Regions from separate parts of the Homo sapiens genome. Here all the other regions are linked to region 1. The links are chromatin contacts, found by Hi-C or POLR2A ChIA-PET in ENCODE. All regions are on one chromosome and are shown on one strand. Each heading gives the region's core, a stretch centred on a gene start or an enhancer-like site at or near the end of the contact. The rest is flanking DNA. Distances are from core to core; before and after follow the strand shown. Region 1 holds the start of PRH1-TAS2R14 (PRH1-TAS2R14 readthrough). Region 2 holds the start of DDX47 (DEAD-box helicase 47). Region 3 holds the start of GPR19 (G protein-coupled receptor 19). Region 4 holds the start of LRP6 (LDL receptor related protein 6).

What was found. A loop is a pair of places that touch in the nucleus more often than their neighbours do. ChIA-PET counts read pairs that join two places held with the same protein, here RNA polymerase II (POLR2A). Pooled maps may share reads with other maps.
Region 2: a pooled map shows a loop between it and region 1 (9-fold over the local background). The contact joins the promoter of DDX47 here to the promoter of PRH1-TAS2R14 in region 1. A Hi-C loop is called at or near these places in 8 of 50 pooled maps.
Region 3: a map of transverse colon shows a loop between it and region 1 (23-fold over the local background). The contact joins the promoter of GPR19 here to the promoter of PRH1-TAS2R14 in region 1. A Hi-C loop is called at or near these places in 2 of 168 maps with a recorded cell type or tissue (naive thymus-derived CD4-positive, alpha-beta T cell and transverse colon), 1 of 37 single-sample maps with no recorded cell type and 9 of 50 pooled maps.
Region 4: a map of tibial artery shows a loop between it and region 1 (11-fold over the local background). The contact joins the promoter of LRP6 here to the promoter of PRH1-TAS2R14 in region 1. A Hi-C loop is called at or near these places in 2 of 168 maps with a recorded cell type or tissue (naive thymus-derived CD4-positive, alpha-beta T cell and tibial artery), 1 of 37 single-sample maps with no recorded cell type and 10 of 50 pooled maps. POLR2A ChIA-PET finds 5 or more read pairs at or near these places in 1 of 52 experiments (activated T-cell).

The regions. Positions count from the first base shown.
Region 1 is chr12:11,169,830-11,173,540 of GRCh38, reverse strand. PRH1-TAS2R14 (PRH1-TAS2R14 readthrough) reads left to right here and starts at 1,930. Exons shown (of 5, transcript NM_001316893.2): 1 at 1,930-2,119. It overlaps SMIM10L1 (small integral membrane protein 10 like 1), which reads right to left and starts at 2,347. Exons shown (of 1, transcript NM_001271592.2): 1 at 1-2,347. The coding sequence starts at 2,184. The coding sequence ends at 1,978. It overlaps PRH1-PRR4 (PRH1-PRR4 readthrough), which reads left to right and starts at 1,916. Exons shown (of 10, transcript NR_037918.2): 1 at 1,916-2,119. It also overlaps a transcript of PRH1 not described here.
Region 2 is chr12:12,811,326-12,815,036 of GRCh38, reverse strand. DDX47 (DEAD-box helicase 47) reads right to left here and starts at 1,691. Exons shown (of 12, transcript NM_016355.4): 1 at 1,583-1,691; 2 at 813-906. The coding sequence starts at 1,669. RefSeq lists an enhancer at 1,555-1,864.
Region 3 is chr12:12,693,722-12,697,432 of GRCh38, reverse strand. GPR19 (G protein-coupled receptor 19) reads left to right here and starts at 1,250. Exons shown (of 4, transcript NM_006143.3): 1 at 1,250-1,368; 2 at 1,922-1,974. RefSeq lists enhancers at 1,083-1,162, 1,343-1,502.
Region 4 is chr12:12,264,948-12,268,658 of GRCh38, reverse strand. LRP6 (LDL receptor related protein 6) reads left to right here and starts at 1,615. Exons shown (of 23, transcript NM_002336.3): 1 at 1,615-1,978. The coding sequence starts at 1,924. RefSeq lists enhancers at 1,385-1,434, 972-1,608 and a silencer at 1,615-1,924.

The DNA.
Region 1 (3,711 bases), core at 681-3,180:
GATATTTTAGACTAAAATGTTTTGGCTTATCGCAGTCTAGGAAACCTGTCTTGGGTATATAAAACAGACAGTTGATGCACGATTAGGGAAAAATAAGGCAACCTATGAAAATGGCCTTATGGATTAAAAGAAGTGAGCTCCTATATGGTCAGTGGAATCCAGGAAAAATTTAATGGAAAAAGCGCCACCTAAGCTTAGCTTTAAAACACAGAGTATCTTCAGGTAGAAAAGGCTATAGGAGAATGTGCCCAAATGGAGTTTGGCTGGAGACAAAGAATAAAGACTAGAAAGAACAATTACCCTAGGCCAGACATGGTGTTGGACGGGGCAAGATGCTTACTACTTAAAGCCATAGAACACTGTTTGCTGGACACAATGAGTGGAATATAGAACAATGCAACTATTTTAACACTTTACCCCTCTTAGTGGTTTATTAGTTAATTTTTTCCTGAAAAAAAAAATGCGTATACTACTTTTTCTGCACTTTTCTATATCAGATCTTGATTTAAAACTTTACCACTCTTGGTGATTTATTATTAGTTTTTTTAATCCGAAGAAAACATGTGTATACTCCTTTTTCTGCATTTTTCTATATCAGATCTTGATTGGCTCACCACCATTACACACACACACATCTCTTTTCTCCCATCCTCCCAGCGTTATAGAATCATTTGTTGTAAAATCAGTATTCAGTATTTACATAATTATGACTGACTTTACATGACTACTATTATTCACAGTTGAGGTATACCGTGTATACAGTGTAGTTTTTAAATTTTTATTTTTCTCAGCGTTCAAAATTATATGTTCTGTTTTCTTAATTTTGAAAAATATGCATTCACTAATTTATCCCCACACTCTTTGGAAAATGAAAGCTCTCTAGGCTGTATTCAAATACACCAGGTACTCTATCAATTTTCATTTTTTAAACTATTCTACCTGAGCTCTCCATCTTTAGCCATTTCCTGTTGACTTCATACTGTTCTCCCCTACCACTCTCCCTCTTTAATATATTACCGTTTTAGAAACTTTATGGCTACCCTGTAAGTAATAAAAATGTCTTTCCCCACTCAACAACAGACAGTACCTTTCAAGTTTCCACTTTATAAGGACATAACCCCCATTCCATTTACTTCCCCCGCCCTCCTTCAACATTCCCACTTGTATTTTCCGGCTGTATTTTTAAAACATGGTAAATAACATTTGCACTCCACTTTGTAACCATAATTAAGTATGCCCTTAAACAATAAAAACCATAAACAACATTTGTATTTTACGATTATTTAAATGTTATTCACTGAACAGCCAAGCTTTGTGCTACTATGGGATTTCGTTTTCTGCGGTTCCAAGTCTTGATCCACGTCCTGCCACAGGATCACTGAAGTAGAGCCCATTTTCTTACACTCTCGCCATTAGTTCAAAAGCTTGCAGCATTTTATGTCTGGTACTTGGAGGATGATTTTCCTGTACAGTTTTGCGTTTTTTTCACCGAAAATTTCTGATTATTATTGTTTTCTCTTGTGGGATGAAATATGTACCTTCTATATCACAGCCTTAATACCTTCAGCTTCTTATTCATTGAAATCTTGCTTACAATCCAGTCCGAGGATTCCCGGTTTACTGATTTTCTTTTTCCTGCAAATTTTAGCCTTCTGTTTTGTTTTGAAATAATGCATCCTCTGCGCTTTGTCACATTCTGAAATTCGTCAGGTGTTTTAGGATGCACACTTTCTTAGATGTTTTCGAGGGTCTTAACTGCAGTTCTGTTTCCGGAACAGCGTATTCTCTTTCTAGGGATTGTAGGCTCCCGGCCGCCCCCTGAGGAGCTCCGCTAGCAGCTAAGAGGGCAGCCACGAAGAGCGCCTGAGCACTCTCGCGAGACTGTGGGGCTCGCCATTGGCTGCTCCGCCGCGCCGCAACGGACCCTGGGAGTCGGCCATCATGCTGGCCCCGGAGGCCGTTAGCTTAGTCATGGCTCTAAATATGTACCTGCAATCGGATGTTGAGGATCACCGAGCCCGCGACGTAGAAGTACGGGAAGTTCATGCGCAGCTGCCAGGCCAGCTCGAAGAAGGCGAGCAGGGTGCGGGAGAGCCCCTTGCAGAAGACGCCGTACGAGGTGGGTGTCGCGGCGGGGCTTGAGGCCCTGACGGCCAAGGAGGACGGAGCCGCCGCGGGGGCCATGAGCCAGGTGTCGCCGCCCGCCCAGCGTCTGTAGCGAGGGTTGCCGCAGGGCCCGCGGACCTCCTAGCGACGGCTGGGACCGGCAGGACGGTAAGCAAAGCGGCTCCCGGGCTCACACCCAAGCTTGCCGCTGCCGCCGCTCGGTGCAGTGCGGCGCGTAGCCCCGGGCGCCGCTGGCGCTCCGCCCCTTCCTGTCTGCTTCTCACTGTGGCATTTACCATTTAGAGCTCAACTGATGGTAGGTGGCTCTGGAATAGGATGTGTTATATAGCATGTACGAACATCCATGCAGATAGTTCCACTTTAAAATGAAAAAATCTAAGCGAGATGTAACTTGCCGTAGGGCACAAAATTTGTAAGGGCCAAAGCTAGATTAAAACTTTAGTTTGTCTGCTGTGTTATGTGGGATGTTAGGAATCTTACCCTTTTGATTTCATAATATTAATATTAGGGCAAGATGATTCCTACGCCAATAAAAGCACAAGGTCTCTGTATTCATAATATACCATAGACATAAAAAGGATCACAATCTTAGTCTTTGGATTTTTCTATTTATTAGGAATATTTAAATTGCAAGTGACAGGAATGATAAACATTCAAGCAAAAAACTAGTGGACACACACGCGTATATACATAAGGACATACATACAAAATTATATTCCCAGCCATGTAAACCCTTAAAAAGTTCAGATTAGCTGTGGAAGCTTCAGCCATTTCTGCATGGAGATGCATCTGTGAAACCTGTGGCTAGGCTCCAAGAGCTGGAATACTACTCTGTACTTCCAAACTCTTTTTTTGTTGTTGTTTTTGAGACGGGAGTCTCGCTCTGTCGCCCAGGCTGGAGTGCAGTGGCGCGATCTCGGCTCACTGCAAGCTCCGCCTCCCGGGTTCACGCCATTCTCCTGCCTCAGCCTCCTGAGTAGCTGGGACTACAGGCGCCCGCCACCATGCCCGGCTAATTTTTTGTATTTTTTGGTAGAGATGGGGTTTCACCGTGTTAGCCAGGATGGTCTCGATCTCCTGACCTCGTGATCTGCCCGCCTCAGCCTCCCAAAGTGCTGGGATTACAGGCGTGAGCCACAGCGCCCGGCCTGTACTTCCAAACTCTTAATACCATTAGAGTAACAGCACAGTGAATCTCTAATAGCCACAATACTTTTGTTATTTAAATGGTGCACATTTCATTACCTTCACTTATCTCCCATTTTAACTAGAAAGCACTGTATTTTTTAATCGCACACACCGTCTTCATTCATGGATTATTCAAATGTGTGATTTCTGATCATGACCTTAAGGTTACAGTCTTGTTCTGAAAAGCATTGTTGAGATACCACACATCGCACCGTGCACTGCATGTCTAGCAGCTATTCAGAGCACAAGTACGGTACCCTAGAGTACCTCTGTTTCTATATAGTCTACTGATTATATGACTGGTAGAAATAACGTGCCACTGATAAATTTGTAAAAATTAATTTTGTGTTCCCAGCTAGTATTCTTTTGCTACTTTGCTGCTCCAGTACCACTCCA
Region 2 (3,711 bases), core at 442-2,941, 1.6 Mb before region 1:
TACTTTAGGAATCTAAGAGCAGGACTTTACTTCTACTCCTATTAAAGTTCATCCTGTTACAGCCAGATGTGGTGGCTCACACCTGTAATCCCAGCACTTTGGGAGGCCAAGGCAGGTAGATCACTTGAGGTCAGGAGTTCGAGACCAGCCTGGCCAACATGCTGAAACCCCATCTCTACTAAAAATACAAAATTAGCCGGACATGGTGATGCGCCTGTAATCCATTACTTGGGAGGCTGAGGCGGGAGAGTTGCTTGAACCTGGAAGGCAGAGGTTGCAGTGAGCCAAGACCGCACCACTGCACTCCAGCCTGGGCGACAGAGCGAAACTCTATCTCAAAAAAAACTCCATCTTAAAAAAAAGATCTCAAAAAGAAAAAAGTTCATCCCATTAGTTTCAGTTCCAGTAGCCATCAATCTGCTTTAACCACTGTTTTACAAATCTGATAAACATGGCTCACAGCAAGAATTCTCAACTCCTCAAGACACACATATGTGTTCCAGGCATCCTTCCCTAAGTGTGCGCCCACTGATGCATAAAGTCTACCAAGATTGTCGTTAATATACTTTAACTTTAACCTAGGGCTTCCTTAAAGTCAGCATCTGTGGCAGAGAACAAACCCTTTCAGCTATTAAGACAGAAAGTAAGCTCAGTAAAATTGGAGAATGACATTTTCAAATACCATTACCCAAACTTTGTACCTTTAGTGACCATATCCTTATTTCACTTGAAGTATGCAAGCAACAGCTTTCAAAAGGGGTATCTAATTGAGATAACTTTATATTAAATCTGTACGAAGTCATACAACCTACCTTGTAAGGCCAAAGGAATAGCTTCAATCTGGATCTTGGTGGGTTTTGTCCATCCCAACTGGTCACAAGCTTCACACAACACATCTGTCACACCCTTGGAATTCAGAAAAATATACCTTAGCCAAGAACAGCACACCCCTACCTCCCTCCTACTTAACTGACTGTCAGACCCATCATGTACAACCATTGTATTTGATTTAAAAGGTATTTACTGTGCATCTCAGAGCCTACTCTTTAACTATACCATGAGACAGTAGCTCAAGACTTAACGAACACTTTCTGCTCACCAAGGCCAAGGCCAGGTGCTTTACATGTATCATCTCATTTAATCGTCACAACAATTCTGCGAGGTAAGTACTTATTACTATCCCCAATTTACAGATGTGGAAAGAGAAACACAGAGAGGTAACAACTTGTCCTCAGTAAGAGACTGTGTCAAAATTCAAATCTGGTTGGTTCATCTGACTCCAAAGCTCCAGTTATAAAGAGACCAATTCCATTCCCCATATGTACAACCTCCTGGATGCACATACAAACGTTGCCACACTAAAGTGGCGAATAGGGCAAATAGGGGGTCTCAGGGCCCAGCAGCCCTCCCACCACCCAAACTCAGAGCACGTCCGAAACCCAGCCCTCTGAAATTCTGGGGAAAACCCAAGCTAGGCCCCAAGATGCTTTTGTACACTATCAGAGCGGGATCTAAGGTACCTGGGGTCTCCCTGAGCCTAGCACCAGAGTACATAAAAGAAGCCAGCGTCATCCATTCTCACCAGGTCTTTAAATGTTTTAGTTTCCTCCTCTTCCACAATCGGCTGGGACGCTTCGGTCGGAGAATCGTGTTCCTCGGGTGCCGCCATCTTGTGTGAGGTCTCCGGAAGTGGGTCTGCGGCGCGCGGGATGCTGGGAAATGTAGTTTTAGTTCTCCCCGGACGACGTGCTCTGCGCGCCCCCTGCGGGCTTGCCGGGGATTGCACCCGTCCGCTAGGCAGGTGGGGCCCAGTGAATATGGGCGCGTAGGCTTGCGGAATAGATCCGAGTGCAGAAGGGGCTGATCACCAGGGACTCCAGTTGACCTTTAGGTCCCTTTTAAAGAGCCTTCCCTACGTGTGTCGCCAGTTATGTTCCCCGCTTTTCTAACCATAGAGTTTGGAACGGATTGATATTACAATACTATTTTTTTATTATGTCATTACTTTATTCAATAATGTTGAGAACCTACCATTTGCTAAGGCTATGCTAGATGGCTGGTGAATAGGACAGCGACCCCTGCCCTCGTGAAGAAAAAGAAGACAGATCATAAATAAGCTATCACAGAGCATTTCAAATTGTGAAAAGTAGCTGGGTGTGCTCACGCCTGTAACCCCAGCACTGTGGGAGGACGAGGCGGGCGGATCACTTGAGCCCAGGAGTTCGAGACCAGCCTGGGCAACGTGGCGAAACCCTGTGTCTGCAAAATGCAAAAATCAGTCAGGCATGCATGGTGGCATGCGCCTGTAATCCCAGCTATTCAGGGGGCTGAGGTTGAGGGATCAGTTGACCCCGGAAGTTGAGGCTGCAGTGAGTGGAGATGGTGCTACTGTACTCCAGCCTGGGCAACAGAGTGAAACCCTGTTCACATAAAAATTACAGAGTAACCTGGGGAGGGTGGGTTGTGGGGATAACTGTGAGATTGGGAAGGCCTCTCTGAGACAGTGATATTTGAGTTAAGACCTCACTGTTGAGCAGGAGAAAACGCTTTAAGATCCCAGGAGATAATCATTCCAGAGTGAGAGAATTCCAAGTACCAAGACTGTGAAGCTACTAAGGCTATTCTGGAAAGCAGCAAATTCAGAGCTGTATGTTGCATGCCCCATGGCCAGCGAGTGCCCTCCTGTGGCCTGTCACTTGGGTCTCACACTGCGCAGGGTGCTCGTTGCAGTTTTATTCCTGAGGATGGGAAGTTGGGGGCAATCTGGTGTCCGTCACTGGGAAAATGCATAGTTAAAATGTGAACATGGTGTCTACAAACATGCCCTTAACAATATGATTAGATCTGAAAAACCTAGTGCTTAGTGAGAAAAGCATAAAATATATCAAGTATATTAAAATATAGGCCCACAGATATCACATTCTGCTAAAACACATCCAACAGAAGATACACTTGAAATATTTTAGAATGGTTGCCTGCAGAGGGAGAAGAATTAGAATAAAACTGGGAATTGGGAATAAAAGAATTAAGTGTATAAGACAATAGGCCGGCCGCGGTGGCTCACACCTGTATCTTAGCACTTTGGGAGGCCAAGGCAGATGGATCACTTGAAGTCAAGAGTTCGAGACCAGCCTGGTCAACATAGTGAAATCCAGTCTCTACTAAAAACACAAAAATTAGCCAGGCATGGTGGCCTGTGCCTGTAATCCCAGCTACTCGGGGGGCTGGGGCAGGAGAATTGCTTGAACCCCGGAGGCGGAGGTTGCAGTGAGCTGAGATCATGCCATTGCACTCCAGCCTGAGTGACAGCGCAAGACTCCGTCTCAAAAAAAAAAAAAAAAGGATAATAAATACACAAAGCAAGAGAGGAGACTTGTGATGCCAGTGTGCTTGACCTGAGAATTGTGAGGAACTCAACTCAATGTGCCTGCCGACCTCCCCACCACCACAACTAAAAAAGGGCCCTGATTTAGGCATCACAGCAGTGTCTCAACAACAAAAAGGGTAGGATGTGGTCAGAGAATTGGGCTCAGCTCAGACTCTGCAGGACCCTGTTGTAAAAGGTCTGGGGTTTTGGATGTTATCCTAAATGCAGAAGGAAGCCACTGGGGGTTTAGAGCAGGGAAGAGACATGATCTACACATTTAAAATATTACTCTAACTCTATATGGAGATAGGCTGTAGAAAGAGTGAGAAAAGGAGACCATCTAA
Region 3 (3,711 bases), core at 1-2,500, 1.5 Mb before region 1:
TAGAAATCCTTCCATAAAAATACTTTTTAAAAAGTCACTTTGCCTGCCTTTTTTTTTGTTTTCAAACGAATCCAGTCATATCTGTAAAACAAGTTTCCATCAGATCTCATTTTATAAGCAACATCCTCTTCTAAGCCACCTGAAACTGACTTTGAAGAGCTCTTCAAACCATTTCAAAAATTTGTTTGTTGGCTTGTGCTTTCTTGGGTTAATGCTTCTAGAGTCGTCTCCAAGTTTCAAATTTTGCATGGCTGCTTTTTTTTTTTTTTTTTTTTTTTTACTTCGCTTCAAGAGTCAGTCTTAAATCATGTAGGTTTTGCTTGAGGTTTGCTCGAGCAAGAGGACCTTAGGTTTGGTCTTATTTGCATTTTTACCATAACTAGGCCTACATTCTAAATAAGTAACTAAATGCCACCTATGAGTTTCATTAACTGTGGCTGCTTGCCACTTTTTAGTTCTGGTTAGGGTGGTGCTATTGTTTTCCTCAGGTTCATTAGAAACATCTTCCGTGACAGCTCTGACGCGGCACCGATTTCTGAGTGTCCAGTGTTTTCCCTACCATTATTTTCTTTGGTCTGAAGTTGACACTTAAACTGTCCAGTTTTAAACCTCCGATCCGTGTTCCCAAATGAAAACATGACTTTCATTACGAATTACACGTCAAGGGAGCAAACCAAGGCGCTCGGGGCGGCGAGAACCGCGACACAGCGCTTCGCCTGGACTGGTAAACAAACCGCCGCGCAGGCGCAATGGCAACAGGACGGTAACCTGGGTAGCCGCCAATGGGCTTTTTCGTAGAGTGAAAAGCGGAAAAGCCAAACAAAACGCTGGTTCCAAGGTGATAAACTGGCTGACTTCCTCTATTTTTACTTTTTTAAAAAATTTTGTTTCTGAAGAAGTAGTTGTGCGGCCTTCTGGGCCTCGCAGAGATCTTCTTCGTGGAATTCCTCGGCCCCAGAGAAATGCCGCTAGCCTGTCGGCTAGTTATATTAGCCTAATTTTTTGTCTTGATCTTTTTCATTTGACTGCAGCACTAATCCTAATCCACTGGGGCAGCAAAAAAAAAAAAAAAAAAAAAAAAAAAAAAAAAAAAGGGCGGGTGGGATCTCAACGCCACGGAAAACCTTCATACTAGCCGGCCATCACCAAACCACGCGAGATCTGCCTGAGGAGAAGCGCCACCCCGGGAGTGCACGTTTGCGCATGCGTCTGGCTCATCATTTTTAGCGCGCAAAAGTTTCAAAACTTTCCGCCTAGTGAGAGGCGGTCCGATTTGGCCCTTGGGGAGTGTCCGTCGCGTTGATCTGATGGATTCACGTACACAACACCACATTCTATGAGATTTTGCAGGCAAAAGTCCACAAGCTCGTATGGTCATCCCTTCTTTCCGTTTTTATATTGGCCGTGAACTCTGTGAGGGGAGGTTTCAGCGACTGAAGTAGTAAAGGAGTGGGAGCGGGAGAGCCGATTAATGAGGTTGTAGAATAAGAGAGAAATCTGAAGGGACAAAGGAGTTTTATTTATTTTTTGGCTGGTGACCAAGAGGATGTGAGTGTGAGCTAAGGTAATACAGTGGGAAGGAGAAGATGGGAAGATTTGAGAGATAAATGAAGGCAGTAGCTCTGTAGCCTACCTGGGAGGCCAGACTAGAAAGAAGTTGACAGTAGAGGACATTTTTCTTAAAAGAGTGTGAACTTATGCATGTTTGTAAACAGGCAGAAATGGCATGCATTTAGTACATGGTGTATATAAGGTGGAAATCGGGACGCCCCTAATGGAATGGAATGAGGAAGATTCTAAAAGCCACAGTCCTGAACACAGGCCGAGGTGGAATTGCGAAGAACAGTCGCGGTAACAGAAGTCAGGAATTTGGGAACTGTCTCGAGGGATCTGACCAATCTGACCTCTTTTTGTCTCTCAGGATATATGGGACACCTGCACCGGCATTGGATTTGGCCCCGCAACATCTTAAAGGTACCACCCAACACCTGAAGTGTCTGCCTCCTTCCGATGGAGCCTCCTGGCCCCTCCCACCTCTCACCAGCTTTACCCTTTAGCCAGAATGAAATGTGGATTTCATGGAATGAAATGGTGGCATTTAGCTACCACATTACTCAGATGTGTCACTGACACCTTACAGAAGTACATACTTCTAGCCTCTAGCCTCCCAGTTCACTAGATATTAGAGTCCATCTTGATATCGGCAGCAATTCTATGCCACTTAGCTACTATAATTTGATTCTTTGTATACTATCTGGAGTACAAGGCAGAAGAATGCTGATGGAATACGTAATTTTACTCCAACAAAGGAATGGCTGATAGGTAAAGAGTATCACTTCATCTGTAAGAAAAACTAAATATGGAAAGCCACAGGATTGAAGCTAGCAGTGATGGAGAAGGATCCCAGTGTGAATATATAGAATGGAAGTACTTCAGTAAAGAGCCAGGCATGGTAATCACTTACCAAGAAAGTGACTTCATTTCATTTTGGCAGCCTAAAGTATATCCTGGCAGCTGCGCTGTATGTGTGAAGTGCATAGGAAAATGCTGCAGGAAAAATCCATGGAGGCAATGGAATAGGATTTCAGGGTTGAAGCCTGGGTGTCTTGTTTTAGGGAGTGGGATCATCCAGCTCTGAGAGGCATGACATCTCGATATGATGTCATATAAAGTGTGTACAATTGGGAATCAGACCTGGGCTTTGACTTTAGGGTCTGCCAGTCACTCTGTGTGTCCTGTCTGAATCTCAGTTTCTCAATTTATAAAATAAGGATAATAGTGCCTGTGCCATAGGATTATTGTAATGACAAAATGAGGTAGCATAGAACTTAGTGTAAAGTACATGCCACCTATCAGTTGAATTGTGGATGCTCTGTGCATCGTAGGTCCGTCTGTATTTAGGGAGCTTTAAGACAGGTACTCTACCGGGTCAGGCGCGGTAGCTCACGCCTGTAATCTCAGCACTTTGGGAGGCTGAGGCGGTCGGATCACAACGTCAGGAGATCGAGACCATCCTGGCAAATACGGTGAAACCCCGTCTCTACTAAAAAAAAAAAAATACAAAAAATTAGCCGGGCGTGGTGGTGGGCACCTGTAGACCCAGCTACTCCAGAGGCTGAGGCAGGAGAATGGCGTGAACCCGGGAGGCAGAGCTTGCAGTGAACCGAGATCACGCCACTGCACTCCAGCCTGGGCGACAGAGCGAGACTCCGTCTCAAAAAAAAAAAAAAAAAAAAAAAAAAAAGACAGGTACTCTACCATGCCCACACATTAGAATCACCTTGGGAGCTTAAAAAAATCCTAATGCCCTGGCTTTTCTCTATACCAATTAAATCAGAATCTCTGCGAGTGGAGCCCAGACATCAGTACTTTCTTAAAACCCTCCATTTTGCAACAAAGGTTGAGAGCCACTGCTTTAAGAGTTCCCTCTAGGGCCAGGCACGGTGGCTCACGTCTGTAATCCCAGCACTTTGGGAGGCGGAGGCGGGGGGATCACGAGGTCAGGAGCTTGAGACCAGCCTGGCCAACATGGTGAAACCCCATCTCTACTAAAAATACAAAAATTAGCTGGGTGTGGTGGCACGCGCTTGTAATCCCAACTACTCCGGAGGCTGAGGCAGGAGAATTGCTTAAACCCAGGAGGCAGAGGTTGCGGTCAGCCGAGATCGTGCCACTGCACTCCAGCCTAGGTGATAGAGCAAGACTCCGTTT
Region 4 (3,711 bases), core at 366-2,865, 1.1 Mb before region 1:
CTCCTGAGCAGCTGGGATGACAGGCGTGTGCCACCATGCCCGGCTAATTTTTTTTGTATTTTTAGTAGAGACGGGGGTTTCACCATGTTGGACCAGGCTGGTCTCGAACTCCTGACCTCGTGATCTGTCCGCCTCGGCCTCCCAAAGTGCTGGGATTACAGGCCTGAGCCACCCGCCCCCGGCCCAGTTTCCTGCTTTGAGGAAGCCAGAATACAAAACTCACTTGGTTCTTAGAAGCAGGTCATTTAAATAAACGGTGACTAGACCTCAGGTGAATTTGGGAGAAAGTGATTTGGCTGTTTCTGCTGTCCATCTACTTACAAACCTGCAGCACCTTTGGTTCAGCGCGCATTTCTTGGAAGGAGCGGAGTGGCTTAAGTCAGAGACCTGGATTGGGCTGAGGTACTGCTATTCATTACTTGAGTGGCCCTGGGTAAGTCATTAACCTCTCAGGTTCTCATTTTGCTCCTCTGTGCAATAAAGAATAAGTAACAAAACCTGCCTTTCCCCAGGGTAGTTTTGAGTGTCAAATATGATAACTTGTGTTCAAGCACTAGTGAACTCCAATGTCACTGAGGTACTTGTTAACATTGTGGTAGCAGCTCCACTTTCTTGCCCATCTGCCTCCAGGTAAGGGCGTGTGACAGCTGGGCAGGATGCATCTGATGGCTCCATTAGGGTTAACTGTTGGAGCGCCTCTGCCCAGACGAAAGCCTGGCAGGTGATTTCAGGGGGCGTCTGGGCCATTACTCCTGAATGCCCAATGCACTGGGAGTAGCAGAGGCTGTGCACAGTCTGAGATTCTAGGGAATCTTTTCCTTCTCAAGCTGAGAATTGATAATCGAAGCATGCCAAACATTCGTTATTATATGCAACTTGTAAAATCCTAAATAGTCTTGTCCAATTGTCCCTTTGCTCTTAGGTTTTGAGGCATTTATCTTGGAATTTTATCTGCCAGTTTAGAAATCTTTAGCTGGTCGGGCTTAATTCTGGGGGCAGTTTGTATTTCTGGGAAGGCGGGAGAAAAATGACAATCTCAGTTTTGAATTGGCGTTTTAATATCGTTCACCAGATCCACGCTGAAAGCCGGTGTAAACAGCGTTCAAAAATTCCGCCCTCCCAAAAAAAGGATGCTGAAACCGATTTCCAACCCCGAAGACGGAGCTCATCACCCCGCAACGGGATCCGCCGTGGCTCCCCGCGCGTGCACCGCGGCTGGGCAGTCTCAGGTGGCTGGGGGCGCGAGACCGGAGCCCCACCTGGCCCTGCCGGCGGCGGCCGCACAAAGAGCGGGGCAGACGGCTGCCCGGCCGAGCCGCAGAAAGTAGTCCCGACCACGCCGGCTCCAATGTTGTTCAACGCCGCCTCACGCCCTCCGCGGGGAGGGCCGAAGCGGCCGGTCCGGGAAAGAATCCCGCTGGAATGCGCCACCGGGAGGAGGCTTTCCCTCCCAGTTCGCCTCTGCTAGCCCAGAACCTCTCCCAGGGTCTCAGGCAGAGGCTGTGCGTGCGGTTGCCGACTCCCTTCCCTGGCCGTACAGGAGGCAGTACCGGGAGAAGGGGCTCGTTGCGCGCAGGGACACGGTCGCGGCGACCCTAGGAGGCGGTGCCGACCGTATCCCTGCGCCGCTGCGCGAGGCAGAGGCTGAATGAGGAGCTGCGCGGGGGAAGCGGGGCGCCGGGGGAGGAGGCGGCGGGATGGAAGCAGACGCTGGCGTCGCGCGAGCCCGGGGCCGAGCGGCGCGGTAGAGAGGGCGGCGGCGGCGCGCGCGGAACCTTGACGTGCCCCTTTCTTTCTTCTCTCGCTGGGAAGCTGGGAAGTATGAGCGTGCAGCCCTGCCGCTGCGGCGGCCGCCCCGGCTCCTCGCCTCCCCCACTTCTGGCCACCCCTCGCCGGTGAGAGAAGAGAACGCGAGAAGGGAAGATGGGGGCCGTCCTGAGGAGCCTCCTGGCCTGCAGCTTCTGTGTGCTCCTGAGAGGTGGGAAGAGTGGGGGCACTGGAAAGTTGGTGGGGTTCGGGGGGAGGTGGCCTTGTTGTATGTGTCTAGGGGGAGGGGAGGGACGGAGGAAGGGAGAAGGGGAGAGGAGCGGGGAGAGGCCTGGTCGTGGGGAGGGGGAGAGAAAGGGGCCCGGGAGCAGGGGCTGCGTGCACCGCCCGGCCACAATGCGGACCTGGCCTGGCTTCCCAGACCTTCCCCGGACACATCGGAGCTTCGATCCCGGCTGCTGGTCTTAGGGAACCCTTGGCACCCCATGCTGTCGGGATGACTGAGTGTCTGTGTGCCTCTCTCTGCCTGGGGTCTTCCAGGGAAAAGGGTCTTTGTACGTATTTTGGCTTTTAAAATGTTTGAGTCCGAGATGCTTTAAGGTTGGCCTTATCCATCGAAGCCCCGCCACCCACTCCCCACCCCGTTTCGGTGTTTCTTAGGTGAACTTTTAAAGCCCTCTTGCTATTTTTTCCAGGCCTTGTTACAGGTAATGATTGGCTTCCGTTTGGGATATAATGACCCTGGGTGAGAGCGCAGTTGGAAAGTGACTCCGGGGTTATAGGTCGAGCGTTTCAGCATTGGGAGCCTTCTGAGCTTCAGCCCATAATAAAATAAAACATTGCCCTTGTAACCTCTGGTATTCACGGCTTGCCCCTATTTTCGGAGTATGCAAGTGTACAGTTGGCACTAAGTAGGGAAATTCATCCTCGTGTGAAGAGGAGCCGGTCCTGGGACCAAAATGATAATTTGCTCTGCACCCCTGGGGACTGCTTGGCACTTTGGTAAATTGCATAGGCTGTTCGAGATAATTTGCTCTGGGAATCGCTTGAATTCGATGGCACTATGATGTTTTGAATTGGACTGCAAAGCTGACACATGCTCTGTGACTTTTGTGACAGTTCACAAAGATTTTTGACTGGCCCGTCGGCAGCTCTTCTCAAACTATTTAGTGTTGAACTTGAGATGGCTGTGATGGCTGTGGAGCATTTACCAGCAGAGGAATTTAAGTACTGCTCGATACGGTGGCTTGTAGTTTTGGTTTGGTAAAGTTCTTACTGGCGTTCATAGTAAGTTCTTTTCAGGCATGTGACCGCTGGTCGCTGGAGATTTTTAGGTGTTAACAAGCTAAACTTTTGTTAAGTTCTCCAAACTAATTTAAGTTTACAGAACACTAATAGTAACTAATAGTCTGTGACAGGTGTATATTTTTGCGTGTACTGTGTATATGTATTTCGGATGAGAATGATTGAGTTTTTTTTTGGAGGAGGAGAAATACTTTCTTCAGTTACTCTGTAGTAATGCAGCATTGTGTTTGCATGTTATATTACTTGATACTCTAAGCATATTACAAAGTTTTCCCACATGTAAACCCCGGAAAGGTAGTGTTCATTAGATTTTTGTGGCAGAAATTTTAATGAAGTGTTACGTACTGGAGAGGTTTCATAAGTATATACTTATTTTATTATTGGCATACTCTATTGAAAGGGGTTTTGCTGTAGCTGTTAGAAACAACTATATTTGACATAAGAATATGTATGTATTTTAAGACATAAGGTTAATAGGGCTGACAAATATGAGAACCAGCTGATTGGTTAGAGTCGTGGGAAAACTTATAACTTGGGATGTTTCTGGTTGTCTAGTTGTATTTCTTGGAGGAGAAGCGTGTGATGTAAATGCCGTTTGTTTAACACCAGCTTTGAGACCAGAGCTGGGTTTGTTCATTA